Regions from separate parts of the Homo sapiens genome. Here region 1 is linked to region 2. Evidence: read pairs that join two places in POLR2A ChIA-PET (ENCODE). Cell type or tissue: Panc1. All regions are shown on one strand. Each heading gives the region's core, and the rest is flanking DNA. Links, peaks and the distances in the headings are about the cores only.

Region 1 (2,913 bases), core at 219-2,718, 160 kb before region 2:
AAGTGCTGGGATTATAGGCGTGAGCCACCACGCCTGGCCTAATTTGCTTTATTTTGTGTAATATGTCACCTGTGGGGAGGGAGACATTTTGATAAACCCTAGATACTCAACAAAGTTGAGATGATTGAGAATCCTTAATCTGTACTCCAAATATACGAAGTATTTTGTTAGAGCTGAAGGGCCTGGGAAATGGGAACTTTAGAATCAGATCTTGTCACTTAACCAGTAAACTATGACTTACATAAGAGATCCAGAGATGAAAGCTGGATCAGAAGACCCAAAACTGTTTGGTGCAAAGTACATAAAGTGCAAGTCAGGAAGCTTTACCTTAGAGGATAGATACGGCATTATTCATTAATACCGGAAGAAAATGGCAGAGAAAACGTTTATATACATACATATATATGAAAATATTTTATATATATATATACTTTTTTTTTGTGAGACGGAGTTTCGCTCTTGTTGCCCACGCTGGAGTGCAATGGTGCAATCTCAGCTCACTGCACCCTTCACCTCCCGGGTTCAAGTGATTCTCCTGCCTCAGGCTCCCGAGTAGCTGGGATTACAGGCTATTTAAAAAAAAATTTTTAAATAAACATAAAATTAAAATACATAGAATATATTTTATATGTAAATATACAGAGCAGGAAAATTAGCCAGCAGACAGCTGGCAATGTCTGGAGACGTTTTTGGTTATCACAACTGGTTGTGGGTGGAGGGGCGGGATGTGCTATTGACCTCTAGTGGATAGAGGCTGGGGATACTGCTAAACATCCTACCTTACACAGGACAGCGCCCACATCAAGCCCTAATTGTTTTTTTTTTTTTTTTTTGGTTATTGTTTTTTTTTTTTTAAGACAGATTCTTGCTCTGTCCTCCAGGCTGGAGCACAGTGGTGCGATCTTGACTCACTGCAGCCTCCGCCTCCCGGGTTCAAGTGATGTTCCTGCCTCAGCCTCCTGAGTAGCTGGGATTACAAGCATGCACCACCACAACTAACTAATTTTTGTATTTTAGTAGAGACGGGGGTTTCACCACGTTGGCCAGGCTGATCTCAAACTCCTAACCTCAAGTGATCCGCCAGCATTGGCCTCCCAAAGTGCTGGGATTACAGGTGTGAGGCACTGCTCCTGGCCCCTAAATGTAAACAGTGCTAAGATTAAGAAACCCTGACCTTGAGGAACTCCAGTTTTCCTTTACGGATGAGATCATAGGACACAGTCTGAGCTTTGCAGGAGGCCAGATACAAATCACCAAAACAAAAAGCACTTAATTGTTTTTGTTGGTTTCTCATTTAATGTCCATCCAGAAAAAAAGAGGGGGAAAAAAGTTGCTAGTAAAGCAACTGTGAAGTATGGATGCCATTATTCCATTCAACACTACCAAGTGATTTTTTGTTTTTGTTTTTGTTTTGAGACACAGTCTCACTCTGTCGCCCAGGCTGGAGTGCAGTGGCATGGTTTCGGCTCACTGCAACCTCTGCTTCCCGGTTTCAAGCAATTCTCCTGTCTCAACCTCCTGAGTAGCTGGGACTACTGGCGCATGCCACCATGCCTGGCTCATTTTTGTATTTTTAGTAGAGATGGGGTTTTACCATATTGGTCATGCTGGTCTCGAACTCCTGACCTTACATGATCCACCTGCCTCGGCCTCCCAAAGTGCTGAGATTACAGGCATGAGCCACTGCACCCAGCCACAAATGTTTTTTATCACAGGTTTCAATAATATTCAAACTCATGATAATGGCTTTGTTGCAGAATGATGGAAAAAAACCCTATACATTTAAAAAATTATTTTCCAGTAAAACAAATCCGGCTGGGTGAAGTGGCTCATGCCTGGAATCCCAGCACTTTGGGAGGCTGAGGCAGGTGGATCTCAGGCTGAGTTCAAGACCAGCCAGGGCAATATGGCAGAACCCCATCTCTACCAAAATAAAAAAAATAGCCAGGTATGGAGGCACACACGTGTAATCCCAACTACTCGGGAGGCTAAGGAGGAAGGATCACTTGAGCCCGGGAGGTGATGATTGCAGTGAACCGTGATTGTGCCACTGCACTCCAGCCGGGGTGACAGAGTGAGACCCTGTCTCAAAAAAAGATGGGGAGTCAGAAAAGAGGGAGGGAGAAACGGATATTTATGTTCTAAAGGGAAAATCATCAAAATGGAAAGAAGAAATTAGACTCAACAATAGGAGCAGAGTGGCAGAGAGCCTTTGAGTATGTGAGAGCCACCCTACAATTATTATTTTTTATTTTTAGAGACAGGGTCTTGCTTTGTCACCCAGGCTGGAGTGCAATGGCATGATCATAGCTCACTGTAACCTTGAGCTCCTGGACTCAAGTGGTCTTCCTACCTCAGCCTCCCAAGTACCTGGGACTATAGGCATGTGCCACCATACCTGGCTAATTTATTTATTATATTTATTTATTTTTTTTGAGACGAAGTCTTGCTCTGTTGCCCAAGCTGGAATGTAGTGGGGCGATGTCTGCTCACTGGAACCTTAGCTTCCCAGGTTCAAGTGGTTCTCCTGCCTCAGCCTCCTGAGTAGCTGGGATTACAGGCACCTGCCACCAAGCCCGGCTAATTTTTTTTTTTTTTTTTTTTTTTTTGAGACTGAGTCTTGCTGTGTCGCCCAGGCTGGAGTGCAGTGGCACGATCTCGGCTCGCTACAACCTCTGCCTCCCGGGTTCAAGAGATTCTCCTGCCTTAGCCTCCCCAGTAGCTGGGATTATAGGCACCCGCCATCATGCCCAGCTAATTTTTGTATTTTTGTAGAGGCGGGGTTTCACCATGTTGGCCAGGCTGGTCTTGAACTCCTGACCTCAGGTGATCCGCCTGCCTCGGCCTCCCAAAGTGCTGGGATTACAGGCATGAGCCACCGCGCCTGGCCTAATTTTTGTATTTTTAGTAGAT
Region 2 (2,913 bases), core at 319-2,818:
CCTGCCACCATGCCCAGCTCATTTTTTTTTTTTGTATTTTTAGTAGAGACAGGGTTTCACCCTCTGGGCCAGGCTGGTCTTGAACTCATGACCTCGTGGTCCACCCACCTCAGCCTCCCAAAGTGCTGGGATTGGTGGCAGGCGCCTGTAGTCCCAGCTACTGCGGGGGCTGAGGCAGGAGAATCACTTGAACCCGGGAGGCGGAGGTTGCAGTGAGCTGAGATTGCGCCACTGCACTCCAGCCTGGTGACAGAGCGAGACTCCGTCTCAAAAAAAAAAAAAAAAAAAAAATAGATAGGATTGTTTCTGTTTTGAGCCTATTATGAACAATGCTGCCAAGAACATTCTTGCACCTAAATCCTGATACCCTTGTGCAAGAGCTTTTGTAAGGTGATGGCATCAGGGGGCTTCCCTTTAATCAGGGCTTAGTGCATTCACGCTTTTCCCCTGTCTCCTCTTCCAAAACCACCTCTCAGGAAAGGATTAGAAGTTCACTCATGTTAAGGTATAAATGGCTGAGAAGGATTAACATGTAGTCTCTCCCATATAACTGTGAGGTGGGGACAAAGGAATTAATTTCTAATTGTAGAATTTTAGTATCATGCCGGGCGCGGTGGCTCACGCCTATAATCTCGGCACTTTGGGAGGCCGAAGCGGGCGGATCACAAGGTCAGGAGATTGAGACCATCCTGGCTAACACAGTGAAACTCCGTCTCTACTAAAAATACAAAAAAATTAGCTTAGTGTGGTGGCGGGTGCCTGTAGTCCCAGCTACTTGGGAGGCTGAGGCAGGAGAATGGCGTGATCCCAGGAGGCGGAGCTTGCGGTGAGCCGAGATTGGCCACTGCACTCCAGCCTGGGCGACAGAGCAAGACTCCGTCTTAAAAAAAAAAAAAGAAAAAAAAAGAATTTTAGTATCAAGAGATTGGTGGAGAGAAATCCATTAAGTTAGCCCTAAAAAAAGCATCACATGGTTGTAATACCATGAACCAAGAAAATGAAAAAGAAAAAATCCATATAGACAACAACAACAAACCAGCCAAGGTGCTATACTCTACTTGAAAGGTCAAAACCCACATACAAGAAACGAAGTCCCGCTGGGCACAGTGGCTCATGCCTGTAATCCCAGCACTTTGGGAGGCTGAGGTGGGTATATCATCTGAGGTCAGGAGTTCGAGACCAGCCTGACCAACATGGTGATACCCCATCTCTACTAAATATACAAAATTAGCTGGGCGGGTGGTGCGTGCCTGTAATCCCAGCTACTTGAGAGGCTGAGGCAGGAGAATCGCTTGAACCTGGGAGGCAGAGGTTACAGTGAGCCAAGATCACACCATTGCACTCCAGCCTGGGCAATAAGAGCTAAACTTCGTCTCAAAAAAAAAAAAAAAAAAAAAAGAAGAAGGAGAAGAAATGAGGTCCTGTCTCCGAGGATCAGTTGGTAGTTAATGGCTAAGCTAACTGGTGATAGAGTGGTCAAAAGTAAGTCCTCAAGGCCAGATACCTGCACTTGAACCTCAGCTCCATCAGCTAGATGAGTCACGTTCTCCCAGCCGCAGTTCCTCTTCTGAGAAATCGACATAATGAGAGTACTGACCTCATCAGGCTGTTGTGAAAATAAAATAATGACTGAATCACATTTCACACAGCGCTTTCCGTTTAGTAAGTGCTCAAATAGTATTGGGCATCCTTCTTATTTGTGTTATTTGATGCTGAGTGTGAGCACTTTCTCTGTGTCAGGGTAAGCCAATGATCTGAGTAGGGCTTGATAATGCCATTGGAGAGTCTGACAAGATCAAAGTGTAAATGGGAGAGAAGAGGAAAAGAAGGAAAGAAATGAGAGCCACATATCTACTGGCAAAAGGAAAAGTGCAAAATTTCCAAGGGCAGGCTGCTGAAGGCCTGCCAGAGCGGGTAAGTGGAGAGGCTGGGCCAGAGAGGCAGAGGGGCTGCTCACCTAGATCAGGCCCAAGAAGCGGTTTGAGTGGGTCTCACTGTGTCAGGATAGAGAGGTCAGGTGTAGTCAATACATGAATAGGAAGGTGCAGGGCAAGAAGTAGGTCAGACAACAGCAAAGGTGTGCATGCCCACAGGATTGCTGTAGATCAACTGGAACTGAGGCCTGTGGCTTGTGATGCAGCTGTGGCTAACAGCTCCTATGCATGCTGATGGCTTCACGTCTCAAGCACCAGTGGAGTCTCTCAGCTTTTCTGCTTCAGAATTTTCTCCTCAGCTTGGAAGCTTGCTCAGTCCAACTTGCAGATACAGCCACAGAAGAAAGGGGCGGGAGCTGGGTAGTAGGGGAGTGGGAGAGTGCCAATGGAAGATGAAGGTTGCTGGATAAATGTCCCAACCTCTCACACTTCAGCAGGACAATTTTGGGTGGTTTCTATATGGTTCTTCAAAAGTGTGCAGGGAGATTGAGCCAATTGTCCACAGTGACAACCCAGCTCAGTAATGTATCTTTCATTGGCTTTCCGTCCTTCCTGTATCACTCTCCTCTCTCCCTCCCCGTCTTCCTTGGATATCTTCCCAAGTAAACTATTGTCACCCAAGTTCTTGTCTCAGGGTCTGCTTTAGGAGGCACCAAACCTAAGTTGTTTTATTACTAACACAAATCTGAAGCTGAGATTCCAAAAACTGAAACAAAAACTAACTTAAATAGAATGTAGTCTTGATGTGGGGGCTCACGCCTGTAATCCCAGCACTTTGTGAGGCCAAGGCGGATGGATCACTTGAGTCCAGGAGTTCAAGACCAGCCTGGGCAACATGGCGAAACCTCATCTCTATAAAAAAATAGAAAAATTAGCCAGGTGTGGTGGTGCAGGCCTGTAGTCCCAGCTACTTGGGAGGCTGAGGTGGGAGGATCGCTTGAGCCTAGGAGGGTGAGACTGCAGTAAGCCACCATCATGC

The links. ChIA-PET counts read pairs that join two places held together with the same protein. Peaks named below come from ENCODE experiments on the same cell type or tissue, not always from the same donor. Only the 100,000 strongest peaks of a DNase experiment are listed, where the experiment ranks them.
Region 1: POLR2A ChIA-PET joins it to region 2 with 5 read pairs; 2 of 35 experiments call an interaction of 5 or more read pairs at or near these places.

Annotation. Positions count from the first base shown.
Region 1 is chr14:73,989,529-73,992,441 of GRCh38, reverse strand. The region is part of intron 3 of ENTPD5 (ectonucleoside triphosphate diphosphohydrolase 5 (inactive)); the gene reads left to right. Among named protein-coding and RNA genes, the nearest start is that of ENTPD5, 28 kb to the left of the region's middle. RefSeq lists an enhancer at 1-100. In Panc1, for the core only: no CTCF peak of the experiment used is centred there; no DNase peak of the experiment used is centred there.
Region 2 is chr14:73,828,897-73,831,809 of GRCh38, reverse strand. It overlaps LINC02274 (long intergenic non-protein coding RNA 2274), which reads left to right and starts at 1,675. Exons shown (of 2, transcript NR_135238.1): 1 at 1,675-1,914. In Panc1, for the core only: no CTCF peak of the experiment used is centred there; a DNase peak (open chromatin) is centred at 1,623; H3K27ac peaks cover 1,989 bases.